Regions from separate parts of the Homo sapiens genome. Here region 2 is linked to region 1. Evidence: chromatin loops called from intact Hi-C (ENCODE). Cell type or tissue: chondrocyte. All regions are shown on one strand. Each heading gives the region's core, and the rest is flanking DNA. Links, peaks and the distances in the headings are about the cores only. Region 1 has its middle 17 kb from the start of HLA-F. Region 2 holds the start of LOC124900227 (small nucleolar RNA SNORA48).

The links. A loop is a pair of places that touch in the nucleus more often than their neighbours do. Peaks named below come from ENCODE experiments on the same cell type or tissue, not always from the same donor. Only the 100,000 strongest peaks of a DNase experiment are listed, where the experiment ranks them.
Region 2: a loop joins it to region 1, with 2.2 times the contacts of the local background. A loop is called at or near these places in 4 of 110 quality-filtered maps.

The regions. Positions count from the first base shown.
Region 1 is chr6:29,702,094-29,710,429 of GRCh38, reverse strand. It overlaps the pseudogene ZDHHC20P1. Among named protein-coding and RNA genes, the nearest start is that of HLA-F, 17 kb to the left of the region's middle. RefSeq lists a silencer at 7,092-7,206. In chondrocyte, for the core only: CTCF peaks have their summits at 4,385, 4,594 (motif pointing left), 7,499 and 7,739 (motif pointing left); no DNase peak of the experiment used is centred there.
Region 2 is chr6:30,127,508-30,135,843 of GRCh38, reverse strand. It overlaps LOC124900227 (small nucleolar RNA SNORA48), which reads left to right and starts at 2,902; the gene lies at 2,902-3,039. In chondrocyte, for the core only: CTCF peaks have their summits at 4,428 and 4,642 (motif pointing right); no DNase peak of the experiment used is centred there.

The DNA.
Region 1 (8,336 bases), core at 216-8,215:
CAAGTGCAGGTGATGATGGCACCCACGCAGAACAAATGTTATTTGCTATCTTCGTCGAGTTTAGTCATCCAATTTTCCAACCCTCACTGGGCAAGGAAGAGTGTGGTTTCCACCAGAAGGCAGGATGTCAGCAGTCACAGGGGCAACCAACAGGGAAAGCCACTGGAAAATAGACCCCACAGGAAGCACAGGTGTCCAGTGGAGATGGGAACCCTGCAGATTTGACCGTCTTTAAGCAGATTAGAGAGATTACCATTACTAACAACTTAGCCATAAAAGTTTATTAGCTATTTTCAAAAAGCATAAAATTATGTAATATAATTTTTTTTTAATTTCCATCAATACAAAACTAATCTGGGCACTGCAACTTCTGGTGGGCAACTGGGATAGGCGGCATCATCAGGAAGGCGAGCCCTGCCGTGCCCCATGTGCCAGTGCCCCAGATGGCGGCAGCCTCCCCAGAAGCACCTTGTATCTCCCCTGCACAGGGCCAGGGTCCCAGCTTCCCATACACCTTCTCCTGCTTTTTCTTTTCTGTCCTTTCCTTTTTCAATAAACCACCTGCAAAAAGGAAAAACCATTCTGAGGACAAGAAACATGTCAATGGGAAATACACAGTTGCCAGAGGGTAAAAGGCCCTGTTCATTCTCATTGAAAAGCTCAGGTATTTCTGTTAAAGTCTCTCCTTTTACTTTAGGATGCTGACTCCTGCGTCCATCTCAACCTGGGCATCGTGCCACCACCTTCAAGAAGAGAAAAACTAAGTAGTGCTTTGCAAAGGGGCAGCAGCATTTCTCATTTCTGACCATGTCAGGCACACGGCCATGCAGATGAGCAGGTGGGGGACACAGGTGAGTCTCCAGACCTGCTCTCCTCCCACAGTACATTCTTGAGTCTTTTTAAACAGTTGTGAAAATGCCACAGATGCAAGCACCTGTGGGCCACTCCCATGGGGACCGTTGCACAAGGCAGTGCCACTCATTCTCAGAACCTCCTACCATGGGCTATGCTTAGTGACCCGAGGCCAAGCCAAGGAAGACGCCAGCCACAGGGTGCCATCCTCAGGGGCATGCTGCCAGCAGGGGCAAAGTTATCCCTAGCAACAAGATACAGAAAGAAAGAAAAAAGGAAGGAAATGTAGCCAATGGGCCGGTTCAGGTTCTTGACTTTGCCACACAAAAGAATTTGAGAGCAAGTCCAAAGTAAAAGTCAGCAAGAGAATTTATTGCAAAGTGAAAGTACACTCTGACAGCTGATCAGAGCAGCTGCTCAAAAGAGAGACAGTACCCTCCCCTCACGGGAGTCTTACATGATTATTCATGAATAGGTGGGAAGGGGTATTGTTTTAAGCATGTTCTGTGGTCTCTTGAACGTGCATGCACTGTGGTTGTACATATCAGCACACACATCTTACGTCTCATTAGCATCTTAACTTCCCTCTCAGAGTTGTGTTTGCTACTATTGTAATGAGCATAGGTCAGCCCAAGGACGCTATTCATGGGTTTCTGGGCTTCCTCAGATGTGGGGATGCCTCCCTTGGCTCTTCTACCTCTTTGCTGCAGGATGTTCTAACCACAAGCCCAGGATATGGTTTGCGCACTGTCGAACAGCTTGTTCTCTCCATCAACCTGACAAGTCTCTTGTTTCCTTTCAAGTGAGGCTGTGAACACCCTATCTCACTGACCTCAGAAGGACAGTACAGCAGTAGCCACCATGACCAAAAAGATGATTCCAGAAGTGCAGGACAACTCCCTACCCAGAGGCTGTGGCTGTGCAGTAACACACCAAGAGGGGAGTCCAGCTGGCTCTCAGGGTGCTCACTACCCTCATCTGGGGGCCTGGAGGACGTCAATTCCTGAGAACGCCACGTTCTAGTGAGTAGAATGAACTAAGAGATACACAGCAAAGCTCCACATACTTTTCCTTTTCTTTGTGCCCGCAGTGTTCTTCATCAGTGTGCTCTCGCTTTTCAGCTACTACTGTTGGCTGGCTGGAAAAAATAGAACAATAGTAAAAATTAGAGACCAGTCTTTGGTGATGAAGAGAAATATTGGCTACTTCCAGTATTTTCTAGCTTTGGTTATGGTTGCAGTTTTCCAGCTCACCTTGTGGGGATGAATTCAGAAAAAAGTTACAAATTGAAATGAACATGCCAGAAGTATTGGCTCAAATCAACGTTGTCCTATTAAGCCACTTAGTGAATCAAAAGACCGCTTGTTGGACTGTTAATCTCGGTGGCCAGAGAAAGGAGCTGAAGAAGGTGTTGCCAGATCAGGAACAAATAATTACAGCGGCAATAGAAAATGGAAGACCACTTGTTCATAACCATTTGAATAAGGGCAAGGTGTATGGAAACACATTATGAACTGATATTTTCAGTTTTGTTTGCAAGAAAATGATTAATAAGGTGAAATAATTGAAGTATCACGGAAGATACATTAAAAAAAAAAAAAAGCCTTTGTACAGTTTGCTGGAGCCACAGATGTCCTACTCCAGAGCAGAACAATGCCTGAATCTTCAGGGTCCATTTGTGCCGCATTCACTAGCAACCACAAATGTGACTTAATTTTACTTTGGAAATAATGCTTACCTATTGTGAGATGCTGTAATATGAACCATCATTACATGTTAACATGGCACATGGAATTTTGAGTGTCTAAGTTACATTTTTAGAGTTGTTTCTTAGTAGCCATGTGAGTTTCCACTCCAAAAACACAAGCTAAAAACTTGTTTTGAGTGAAGGACATCTAGGGCAAATGGTGGCTGAAAGTGAATGAGATCCCAATTACTCTTTCTTGTACTGTATAAGGAAAAGAAAATAAGTGCTTTTCTTGTTGGGTGTTTGCTAATTTATAATTACCGTTTTATGCTTTTCAACATTTTTAATAAAGTTTTTTATTGTTGGCTATAAACGTTTTAAAAGGATTCTCTTCCTCTAGAATCACTCTAAGTACCAAAATCTGTATTATTCTGGATTCAACAGAGAAACAGAACCAATAAGGGGTGTGTGTGTGTGTGTGTGTGTGTGTGTGTGTGTGTATGTGTGTGTTTTATTCGTGTTATGAAACTGACTCATGCAATTATTACGGTGGCAAGTGTGAAATCTGTAGGATACGCCAGCAGGCTGAAAATGCAGACAGAAGTTGATATGGTAGTCTTAAGACAGAATTTCTTCTTTTCTGGGAAACTGTAGTTTCTGCTCTTAAAGCCTTCTACTGATTGGATGAGGTCCATCTACATTATTGAGGGTAATTTCCTTTTCATAAAGTCAACTGATTGTAAATGTTAACCACATGTACTAAATATCTTCACAGCAACATCTAGATTAGGTTTTGATTAAATGACTGGGTACTATGTCCTAGCCAAGTTTATTGGCATTGACTCTGGGTCAAGGCACCGTGTCTCCCTCCCATCGAGTTTTCCATCATCTACACGAGACCTAGATGACTACTTTGATATCTACTGCAGGCCACAGCCTTGTCAAAGCCAGCCCCAGCTGAAATGCACTCACCTGCATTCCCACACAATTTTACATACAATTCGGGGGAGGTTATGGGATCTATGAAGACCAAGGGTCTGTGGTCCTGTGACACTTTCTCTCAGAGGGTGAAGAAGGAGTTCCTTGGGGCAGCAACTCCCCAGGGGTCTCCTGCCTGCCTCTCCTCCCCTCTCAGCCCCAATCCTCTTTCCTGCTGTTGATCATCATGCAGTTTTTAAATCCCTACTCCCTGCCCCACCAAGGTTGGGCTCTAGGACCTGCCTATTGGGAACCTGCGGTTGGGAGAAAGTATGAAGTGACCCACCTGAATTTAGAGGAGGGAAGTGAGGAATTTGGAGACATCTAAAAACATTTTGTCCCTGTGGTTTGACTTCAAATTATTATCTATTTTTATTGGAGATTTGTTTGAAATTATAACCGGTATCTCATGATTATTCAGCATATGCCATGCCCCCTGGTAACCCTGGTTCTTATTTTTTTAAACTTGTACAAATATTTTAAGCAAACACAGAAGTAGACAGAAGAGTAAAGTGACCTTCACTGTACCCTTCACTCAGTAACACCCACTCTTGATTTATCTACATCCTCAACCATAGCCCAACACCAGGTTATTTTCAACTAAATCCTAGACAATATATTATTTCACATGTTAGCAATTTTCTTTTGAAGGTGCCAATGTTCAGCTTCTTTAAAAAGAGAAACAGAGACGGGCAGGAGAAGGATTGAACTGACAAAATATATTTTCAAATGCAATTAAGGCAGAGGACAATGCAGGAACCCTTGAGTCCCGTTTTAACTGAATGCTCAGCACCTCTTAGATTCTCAATAAAAGAAAGCAGCAGCCCAGAGCCAAGGAGCCCAGGGAGGCACATCATGGTTTGATTTTGTGACTGTTTTCAGGGCAGTATCTGTCATCTCTGAATGGTTACACTGGACATTTCTATTCCCACCCTTGCAATGGGACTCCCCAGCTCAGAGAAAGGGAAATTATCACCCATTCTCATTTATACCTTTAATGCCTTCATCCATTCCCTTGGTCCTGACTTTCCGGTTGGAGGAGGGGGAGGAAAAGCAGAGGCACGAAATTGAAATGTCTTCTCTGCCATCTGCTGGGGATATGCTTGAATAACAGGAAAGGCCTACATAAAAGATATGCAGCGAGGAATAGAGGTTCCTTTTCCTGTTTCCTTCAGGAAATTTCCCCTAGGGCAGACAGAGCAAGAGCGATGGACAGAGGAATGGGAGCAGGACCCAGGGGGAGGTCTGGTCATATGTGTGCCTTTCTGCCTCCCCGTCTGTCATTGTCCTTCCTCACCAGGCCTGCAGACCACCTGCGATGACCTGGCCTCTTGCCATCCCTAGCTGGGCCAAAATTCCATCACAGGGACACACAGGATGGCAGAAGCGCAAGGCCTCATACCCGCTGGGGCAGCCTCCTGGAGATGGCCTCAGAAGGGCTTCTGGGAGCTTCTTTAAAACCTGCACTACAGGCACCAATTTCCCCAGTTATCCCATCCTTAAGTGAAAAATCAACCACAGAGATGATTTATTGTAATAGCCTTATTTCAGTACAAGCAGACGAAAAGTGTTTCTCTTCACTGGCCCGTTAGTTACAATGGGGAGGGGTCACTGAGTGAGCAGCGGGTGGTGGCAGTGACGACCACACCCTCTCACTGCGGCCCAACACTTTTGAGACAAGTTCCCACCTCTCCATTAGACGTGTCTTCTCCACATGCAGAAAATGTGGTCTCGTAGCTTCCCTTCTCAGTGCTGGATTGCTGGCATTTCTTTTCTTTATCAGAGACATGAATATCTTTTTTCTTTATGGATTTCTAAGACTTCAGGGTTTTTCAGGGAGAAGTTGCTTAAGGAGGCTCCTGCGTGGACCGAGTCCTTCCTGAGGGTTTGCTGGATGCCCCCGGACACTGTGCAGCTGTGTCCTCCGGGGTCCCTAAAGCTGGCACGTTCTGCTGTGTACCCAGAGGTGGGGACAGATGCTGCCAGCTCCACCTTACAGCTGCTACATGAAATTTGAGGTCAGAGAATTCTCTTGTCTTTAAGGGCACCCACATTTGCCTTCTTCGATGTTTCAGGAAATCATAACTGAATTTAGAAAGGTTCCCTTTTCAGTTTACTCTCTGGAAGGAAATATACTGAAAATTCAGTTTATTTTCAGGTATTGAATAGAATTGAAAAGTCAAACTGTCAGTTTGCTTGCAGTGCACACAGAGAAATTGAGTGTTCCAAGCCATTGGGACATTTCTAGAAATCCATCCTTTTCCAGTAGGACATGAGTAAAGTCAGTGAGGAGCGAACCTGCAGTCCACGGGCACCTCCAGGATTGTGGGAGGAGACGCACATGTCTTTCTGATGTGTGGAGTCCTGAGGACAGAGGCTGAGACCCTGCATTTCCCAAAGTACTTGTTTTCTAAGCAAGTGTTTCTGCTACTTGAAATAAACTTGGGGGTGTGGAAGCCACCTTGCAACCAACCAAACACAGGTGAGAAAATGAATATGAAGTGTTCTGGGAGAAAGCAGAAAACCCCATTGCCATCATGTTTCCTTATTTTTACAATTCTCTTAAACAACGTGCCTAAGGTTATAACCCCTCCCGTTTGTAACAACTTCTAAATTGAAAGGGCATTAGTAAGTGTGGATACAGAATAAATGCTGAAAATCAGTGCTTTATTCAAAGTAGCGATAGAGTCTCCCAGGTGTCAATAGAGAGGTGGGCCAGGGACTTTTCCCAGTGACCAGAAACAAGAGCCTCAGGGAGATGAGGATGTCTCACAGCCAGGGACGGGACAGTGAAGGGCATCCCAGGACGGGAGTGCATCCCAGGGGTCTGTTCCTGTTTAGACTCCAATGCTCAGCACCCAGTGCGGCACGTGGCAAGACCTCAGCAAATATGTCAGTTGGCTGGATGAAGGAGGGCAGGTGTGAGCCAAAAAAAGATTTTTGCTGGGGCATAAATGTAAAAGTGTTGATGAACCTACCTTGCAAGGAGATAGAAAGGTGGATGGGTGGATGGGTGGATGGGTAGATGGATGGATGGATGGATGGATAGATGGATGGATGGATGGATGGATATTCATTTTCTCTATGTGTGTGTGTACGTGTGTATCTATCTCTGTCTGTCTCTCTGCTCTTTCTCTCCATTTGCCATTGTTCCTTCACAATCATGATTTCACTAACTTTTTTTTTTTTTCTTTGAGACAGAGTCTCACTCTGTCGCCCAGGCTGGAGTGCAATGTCACAATCTCTGCTCACTGTAGCCTCCACCTCCCGGGTTCAAGCGATTATCCTGCCTCAGCCTCCTGAGTAGCTGGGATTATAGGCACATGCCACCACGCCCGGCTAAATTTTGTATTTTTATTTTGATTTTTTTTGTAGAGATGGGGTTTCACCATGTTGGCCAGGCTGGTCTCAAACTCCTGACCTTGTGATTCGCCCACCTCAGCCTTCCAAAGTGCATCAGTAACATCTTTTACCTGGTCTTACAGGACCTTGCCTGTCTATTCTATTCGTGGTCACAAGACAGAAAAAGAAAAGGAGTGTGTGGAAAACAAGATAAGGAAACATGCTTCTGATCTGGGGCAGTGGGGAGACAGGGGCTGCGCCTCACTGCAGAGTCCATCCTGCTGAACACAGAGGGGCAAAAGCGCCCAGACAGCCATACCTGTGCTGATCAGAAGGGAGGGCTGCGCCTCGCGATCCTTCTACCTGTGTCTTTCAGGCTTTGCTGTCTAGGTCCAAGTTACTGCTATGAAAAGAGATTTGAGAATTCCCAGAGGGGCCTTTCAGCCTCTTTCCATGGCTCTTCCTGCCCTTTCGAAAGCACAGCCAGAGACATCAGAAATGAAATTGTACATAATTCTTTTGGACTTTGATGCAATCTTTGGAAAGAATTTTTGTAAATGCCAAGCTACATTTTGGCAACCCCATCAAGAGTCAGGTGTGCCCAGGGCAGTCAACCCAGGCCCTGGACTCTCATTCTAGTTGGATTCTATGACAGCTATTTTGCCATAAGAATTCTAGAGCCAGATCTTGCTACACCACAATTGCCTCACGTTGCAAGACAAACAAATCTAACCTGAGTCCTGTGGATTCCAGAGGTGCTCAGGAGGAACCTCCGTCTCAGCGTGGTTGACCTCAGGTTCAGCCCCGTCTGCCCATTCAGCCCGCAGCCCCGTCCCGGAGAGCACTCAGAATCCGAGAGCAGCGCAGCGGCGCCCCCGTGTGGCCACAGGGCCGAGGACAGAGACCCCGCTCCCCTTTCTCCCTAGCCAGGACCTCCCAGGCTCTCCTGTTCCCAGCACCTGGACAGGGCTCTGCATACAAGGGGGTTCCCGATCTCAAGTCAGGCTCTGAGTCCATCCAGCTTCCCAAAATCCATGTTGACACTGACGTTTCCTCCCACCACTGAGTGACTCTGGATTTTGGCTTTAGGGAAGAGATACCTCCAGGCCAAAACAGTGGGATCATATCTGGGGCTCATCCACCCCCAAACCATTGCTACCACATGACCTAGTCCCTCAGCCTCCAAAATGGGGCCTTGCCCTCCTGTCCCCTCCCTTGTTCCTGCTGCTGCTCCTGCAGGTGGAGGCTGCTCATCCCAGGAATCAGCCTGTGAGCTCCAAGCCTGGAGTCCGGGCCTGGGGCCTTGGTCCAGAGAGCAGAAGGGAGATGAAATGGATCATAAGAGAAGGGGGAGAGTGGAAGGAACCAGGGGGGAGAGAAAAACGAGAAGGGCCCTGTTAGAAGTTGTGTGTGCATGTGTGTGTGTGTGTGTAGATCAGGAGGGGGTTTCTAGGGACCTGGGGAAAGGAGAGCTAAG
Region 2 (8,336 bases), core at 20-8,019, 430 kb before region 1:
TCACAGAATAATGGCACCCACTCAAGATGCTGGAACATCAAATGCCCACTCCATTGTCTAAGTTCCCTCCAGTCAGGCTAGTCTTGGCATTGAGTTTGAGGGAGCCCCTAAGGGGTGCCACTAATAAGGGCTGTCACTTGAAACTTCTAAGGGTCCAAGACGCTTGTTGAAAACCTCATTTCAGAGCCTCCTCCCTCAATCCCACTTTGCCACTGTTTGCTGTGGGTTGTGTGATCTTGTGAGATATATATATAATTAGTCTTGGCACAGAGCTCCTAAAACCCTTGAACAGATGATCCTTAACTTATGATGGGGTTACGTCCCAGTGAATTCACTGAAGTCAGAAATATTGTAAGGTGAAAGTGTACTCAATACCCCAGTAAACCCATCATAAAGTCAAAAATTTTAAGTTGAATCATCTTAATTCCTGATGCACCTCAACTTACCACATGGTTATGTTCTGATGAGTGTATCTTTTATTATTCATAATAAGCCCTTTTCAACCATACCAGGGTTTATGCTAATGAGGTGACTCTTGGAGGAAGAATGGGGGCTGGTTGGCAGAAGAACCATGTGATTAGAGGGTGGGATCTTTCTTTCTTTCTTTCTTTTTTTTTTTTTTTTTTTGAGACAGAGTTTCACTCTTGTTGCCCAAGCTGGAGAGCAACGGCACTATCTCAGCTCACTGCAACCTCTGCCTCCCAGGTTCCAGCGAATCTCCTGCCTCAGCCTCCCGAGTAGCTGGGATTACAGGTGCACACCACCATGCCCAGCTAATATTTTGTATTTTTAGTAGAGACGGGGTTTCACCATGTTGGCCAGGCTGGTCTCGAACTCCTGACCTCAGGTTACCTGCCTGCCTTGGCCTCCCAAAATGCTGGGATTACAGGCGTGAACCACCACGCCTGGCTGGTTGGAACTTTCAGTCTCACCTCTGACCTCTGGGGAGGGGAGAGGAGCCCAGGGACTGAGTTAATCACCAACAGCCAGTGATTTGATCAATCATACCTAAATAATGGAACCTCTGTAAGATCCTGAACAAAGAGGTTTGGAGAGATTCCAGGTTGGTGAGTGCATCCACATGCTGGGAGGGTGGCACATCCCACACTCCACCGGGGACAGAAGCTCCTGTGCTCAGGATCCTCCCAGAACTTGCCCTTCATCTGGCTGTGAAATTACCATGATCCTGGTGATTTCAAAGACTATGTACATGATCATTTAACACCAAGGCCTTTCAGTTCTTGTCCTGCTCACATCCAATGACCTTTGCTTTTGCCACCCACCCTAGTGGCCACTCTCTTGACCTTGTCAGGATTCAGATTTCACCACCTGAAATTATAAATGTAGGCATTGTACTCACTTATAGTTCTCTTCCTAAGGCATTTCCGACAATGTCTGTTTTTTAACCTTCAATCCTTGACCCCTCCACAATCTACGTTCCTGTCGTATCTCATGAAATAGTATAAGAAACAAAAATGTGGACAGATTAAGTAACCTGCCCAAGGCCACAGTGGTGTAAACATAGAGCTGGGATTCAGATCTGGGTGTCTCTTATCCCAGCCCATGGGCTTCATTACCATAAAATGTCATCTCTCTATATATACCTTTTCTTGCTCTTAGAAAGGATTCAGTAAAAGCTTGATAAATGGATGGATTAATGGACAGATGGAAAGATAGATTGATAATTAGATGTATGGATAGACAGATGAAGAAACAGCACTTTGTACCAACTTATAGTACTGACTATATAGTAACTTCTACTAGTTACTTAGGTACTTTTCTTGATTTTCCTACTGGTTTATTGAGCAACTTGAAGGCAGAAATCCACTGTATTTAACTAGCAGTAGCTTGAGAATGTTTCAAATGTAGAAACCATAAAAGGAAAGAAAGATAAATTCAGCCACATTAAAAAAGACCTGCATGGGGGAAAAAAAACCGTAAGTGCAATGTCAAGAGACAAATGACGAAATACCATTGGAAGAAGAAAAATATTTACAACTGCCATCAAAATCAAAGGGCTAATTACCTTTTATATACAGCTCTTGCAAATAAGAATTTATCAACTACCAAGAAGAAAATTGGGCAGAGGTATCTCAGCAGACATTTCATAGAAAAAGAAATACCAAATGTCTCTAAAGCATATTAAAAGATAATCTCAATCTCATGAAGAAAATACAAATTAAAATAACACTGACATACTATTTTTCCTATCAGATTGACAGAAATCCAAACATTTGGTAACACAGTGTTGGTAAGTGTGTGAGGAAATTGGCACTCCCATACACTGCTGATGGGAATGCCAATTAGTACTCCTCCTTTAGAGGAGTAGGAATTTGAGAATTTCCTCCAAGATTACAAATGTACATTCTCTTTGAGCCAGCAATTCTGATGTTAGAAATTTTACATATATATTCATGCATATGTGAAATAATATATGCATATACCTATTGCATCAATGTTTTAGAAACATTTGCTTCAAATTTTAGAAAAAAAACAAATGTTCATCAACGGAAGTTAAGCTAAATAAACTAGCTACATTCATACAATAGAACATTGTGCAGCCATTAGTAGGGGGTGGGGTGTGGAAGGGAACTTTTGCTATTGGAATAATCTCCAACATAAATTGATACATTAAAAAAAAAAAAGCTTGGCCAGGCATGGTGGCTCACGCCTGTAATCCCAACACTTTGGGAGGCCGAGACAGGTGGATCACGAGGTCAGGAGATCGAGACCATCCTGGCTAACATGGTGAAACCCTGTCTCATTAGCCGGGCATGGTGGCGGGTGCCTGTAGTCCCAGCTACTCGGGAGGCTGAAGTAGGAGAATGGCGTGAACCCGGGAGGTGGAGCTTGCAGTGAGCCGAGATTGCGCCACTGTACTCCAGCCTGGATGACAGAGCCAGACTCTGTCTCGAAAAAAAAAAAAAAAAAAGCTTAATGGTGCCCATCTCACATCAGACAGGAACAAAGCAACCCCCTGTTTATCCCAGCTTGGCTTCTGGTCTATGCCCATGCCTGGTTTATGCTTTGGACACATAGATTACTGATTTTAAAAAATAAAAATAAATTAAATTTAAAAGCAAGGTACAGAACAGTGTGTATAATATGCTATTATTTGCACAAATCGGGGAAGAATAAATATTCTTATTTGCTTTTTATGCAAAGAACATCTCTGGAAGAATATATCAATGAACTAGTAAAATTTGCTTCTGGAGAGAGAAACTAGATGTGTGGAAACCAGGGGCAAGAGGGAGACTTTTTCCTGTGTTTTTAAAATTTTGAGCCAGCAAATGTGCCATCTATCTAAACAATTACCTAAATTTTAAAATGTTTAAGAAGAGGATGGTCAGAATGAAAGGAATTCTGGACTAGTCAAAGAATCTGGATTATGGTCCTAATTGTGGAGATTTGTAGCTTCATGTTCAGGGGCAGCCACAACTTCAGCCTCCTTTACAAGAAAGTGGACAAAATGTCATAGCTGGAAATGGATGTGCTTCATAAACTACAAACTAATGCGCAACTGTCAGGGTCCTTATTTCCCTGAGTCAGCCTATTCGGCATAGCTCCTTGAATATATTAGGTGCTCAGTAACTGTTTTAAAGGAGTGATCTTATCTAATTTCTCATGCTTTAAAAATACTGGAGCCAAGAGTCAGGTGATTTTTGTCTTCTCTCTCTCCTTTATGACTCTTAATTGCCTCTGTTTTGACATTTCCCAGCAGGGAAGACCTAACTCCTACCTCTTTCACACAGCTGCTCCAAACCCTTCACATCAGTGGAAGCCCAGCTCAAGTCCCAGTTTCCTGAATGAAACTTTCCTAACAAGTCAGTCTTCATTCTGATGAATGGGGGCTGAGACCTAGCCCAGAGGTTGCTTGCCAAGCTGTGGGCTCTGGCTCAGGGCAGCAATGGCCCCAAGAAAGTGAACTGATCCATCCTAATTTTCACAAAGGTGTCAGAGGGGCCTGCAGGTTCTACATGGATCTCTCTTTCCTAAATCACCGTCTCATTTATTACCATTTGATTTTTGCCAACTTCCCTGGCTTTGGCTCACATTTAGCTTCATGAGGGATAGGACTATGTCTTTCTGTCTTTCCATACTCTCCTATGCCTATCCCAGGGCTGGGCACCCTAAACCACTCTCTAAGGGTCTCCAACTAAGTCCTAAACTCAAATCCCAGCGGTATTTTCTCAGTTCACATCCAAACTGATGACTCAAACTTTAGATCATCAGCAGTCCCCTCCTTAAAATTCTCCTCTCCACTGGCTCCTGGGTTCCCTCTCACTTATTTGATCATCCATAAAAGGAGATCTACTCTATCTTAGTGCAGCGAGGTGGAGCTACGTGGACTTCACAGGCGGAGTGTCCGGATTCAGATTCCCATTCTACCGATGCACAGTTGTTAGCACTATGCAGATCCTGTAACCTCCCTGAGGCCCGATGCCAGCTTGGTATTACTATCCCTATTGAGTTTAAACTTCTGTGCATTCTTAAGTGTTCCATCACCACCTCAAGTTCAATGTACCTTCGAATTATTCTTGCCTGGATTATCTGCCACCCTCCCCAGAACAGGCAATGAACAGGGTCATTCAGCTGTTTTCGGCAGCTGTCTCTTGATGGACAGTAGGTGGCGCTGTCTTTCAAGACAGGACACCATTTCGCTTCACCTCCGGAAGGTGGAGCATTGTTGCCAAGACTCTAGGGCACTGGCAACCGTCTTTTAAACGGTGGCTTAAAAACTGATAGCATAATTCCTCAGGGCAAGAAACATCTGGCTGTGGAAAGCTAGCCGTGAAATATGTAGACTGAAGATGGAAGGAAAGAGAAGGGAAGGGGAGCATAAAACTGTGTAAGAGGAAGAGGGGTGGCCCAGGAGAGAGACAGAGCCTGCAGGGCTGCAGAAGGCAGGTAACCAACAAGGAAAGTTTACCAGTGAGAAATGTCTTGGGCAGAAATAGTGAAGGAATGTTTAAGAACGGAAATGCCTAATACTGAAACTTAAGTTGTCTGCTCTGAGATTGTGTCCTCTGCTGAAACCTGTCCTTTAGACCAGCACTCAATACTTTTTATCCCTAGACTTCCAGGAATCAAGCAGTCAATCTGTCATGCACAGTGACCTGAATAAGAGGAAATTTAGAGAAATCTCAGGAAAGTTGCTATGCTCTATGTTTGATGAGGCAGTTCTCAGAAAAACAGGGTTGGGGAGGAGCAGGGGTTCAAGATCTCAGATTCAGGAGGCATGGGGGACTCAGCAGAGCCCTTGGGAGCTGCTGGTGAAAGAAATGAGTTATTGGTAGGAACCTCTGAATTCCACCCAGTCGCGTGGAGGAAACAACCTCCAATACAGCATGACCTCACTTAGAGTGTAAAAAGGTTAACTGGTAGAAGCAGACAGTATTAATACAATGGTGGTTACCAAAGTCTGGGCGTGGTGGGCATGGGGATGGGTTGGTCAAAGGATACAAAGTTTCAGTTACTTCAAGGAGGAATACTTCAAGAGATCTGTTGTACCTTCTGGTGATTTGTTAGTAATGGTACACTGTGTTCTTGAAAATTGCTGAGAGAGTAGATTTTAAGTGTTCTCACCACAAAACACGAAAACCAAATAAACAAAACTAAAACAGCCTGAAATGTATTGAGGCTATTAGGCATTCACCAGGTTGTTAAGGAATCCTTATTTCAAGTCCTACAAAACAGCTGATCTTGAGAAGCACAGCCAGATGGACCAGTGTGGACATTACATATGGCGAGGTTGTAGAAAGCAATGAATCCACCCCCAGTGGAATGCGTATGAGGGGCTGGTTTACAGTAAATACTTAACTGGACACACCTATTTCAACAAAAGGATAGGGTTACACAATCAGCCACTTCCCTATAATAGGGGAATTTATGAGCTTCCAACTCCAAACTGAGGCACAGGGAAGAATCAAAAAGGGTAAGCAAATGCAGAGAGTGATGTTCGGTGACACAGACAGTACGTCAGCCTGAAGTGGGACCCCAGCGGAGAGACTTCAGGGACAAGCCTGTTGCAGTCGTGAAGTGTGCAGAGGAAGCTCTGCCATTAAGTTCATCCCTTGCACTGGTTCTTTCCAAGACCCTGGAATTCCAAGCAATGTGTTCAATATGGTCATGCTAAGTGTTTTGTAAAATTTGCAAAAGTAACATATTTTAACCACGGTTAGGATTACTGTCTCCTTCCACGTCAACTTCCCTCTGTCACAGTTTCTCTTGTATCAGGTAGCATGTGGGGGTTCTAGCTAAGGGGAAATTAAGTTGGGATTACATTGTTTGAGATTACTAGGATATGTGGTTCATAAGCACTTTCATGTATAGTCAAGTTATTGCTACCCGTCTCAGTGTAGAAGTGGCTTACAGGAACCACCACCCACTGAGATAACTCACCTGACATCAGAGACTAAAGTGAAAGGTCAGAGATCTGTCACAATAAGAATGTGTGCTGTGACATGAGGCACCAGAAGTCTGTGGACAGTGAAGCCAATAAATCCTTTTAACCCCTAGATGTAGAAAATTATAAGCGTATTACTCAGTCTCATCAAAGTCTAGTCAAAATGGAAGCTCTCTTCTTTAGGAATATACTTATTAAATATGCATATACAATTATACATACATCATGAAATAAAATGATCTCTTGCATATTTGCACATGAAATTAATAGAAGTTATTCTGACATCAGAAAAGGAATTGGAAGAAGAAAAAAAGTTTGGTTCCAGCCAAAACCAGCAATTTATTGAAGGGAAGGGATACATTTTAAATAGAATAGATGCCTAGATTGTTTGACAATCACTTGATGAAGAATTAACCACATAAACACATTAAAACTTAAAAAACTTGTTGTTTTGGCATAAAATATTGACATCTACAAACAGTTTCATACTACACCTTTACAACAAGGACTTAACGAAAAACAGGCCAATGACTTTCAGCAACTTAAAAGAGTATTTAAGATTAGTCACTGCCCAAGAAAACTTGAAATGCCCTGAAATCTCAGGCTTACATAGGAAACTCTTCACAGAGGCTTCTCCAAAATTAATAGCACTAAAAATTTGCATATTATTACCAATAACGATTGTGAAATGGATATTAACTTTTCTAAACTTTCAATAAAAACTTTTTTTGCTTAACTATGCTAGACGAAATACCAAATTATTCATTCTCACCCAGGAAAATACATTACAAAAGTGTTGTCGAATGAAGAGGGAATCAAAAAATATAAATGGGAAAATATAGGGGTGGTTCAAGCAGTTATTAGAATTTTGGGGGGATTTTTTGATGTTTGTGATATGTCAGTTTTTAAACATTTATCATTTGCTGTCATTGTTTTTCCTCATTGTAAGTCATATTTGCTTTTATTCTTAATTTTGTCAAATTCTGTATCCTTTTTCTTTTCTTTCTTTCCTTTTTTTTTTAATTTTTTTATTTTGAGACGGAGTGTTGCTCTGTCGCCAGACCTGAGTGTAGTGGCAACGATCTTGGCTCACTGCCTCACTGCAACCTCCGCCTCCCTGGTTCAAGAGATTCTCCTGGCTCAGCCGCCCGAGTAGCTGGGATTACAGGCACATGCCACTATGCCCAGCTAATTTTTTGTATTTTTAGTGGAGACGAGGTTTCACCATGTTGGCCAGGATGGTCTCGATCTCCTGACCTCGTGATCCACCCACCTCGGCCACCCAAAGTACCGGGATTACAGGCGTGAGCCACCGTGCCCGGCTGTATCCTTTTTCTTGAAAAGACACAACACTGTGTAAGCTTTCAAGCCCCACAAACCTGGGCCATCTCCCCGCCCCAGGAGAGTTCTCCGGCAATGGGAGTGGCCCAGACAGGCTCCCCAGATAGGGTCGGTTTCCAACAGGAGCCCTAAGGGGAGCTGAACCGGAAAACAAGTCTGTTAGTAGCGCTGGTCCTACGTGTCAGGGCTCAGTGGATAGAGAAGGAACAGGTGAGAAGCAGAGCCCCCGCCCAGTCCCCAGCGGTCCCCTTGGGAGCTCTGCTCGTGACCGTCCCGAGGGGCTGCGGCTCCGGGGCTCGGGTCGTTTTGAGTTCCTATCTTTGCGGCGGCTCTAGAATTCCAGGGGCAAGGCTTGCGCTCTGTCGTTTGCAGAAGACCGTCGCCAACGGACATCTGGGCCCTCTGGTGTTTCCAGCCCCACCTCCTCCCAGCCTTTCTTGTAACTAACCTGATCGAATGTGTGAATTGGGATTTCTTTTAAAAGCCCACCTCAACTGAAATTGGGACAGTGTAATCAGGATTCCGCTCCCCCGCCTTCACCCCAATCGGTTGCTTTTCAAATACAGCTTTTCTAAAACGCCGCCAGGCA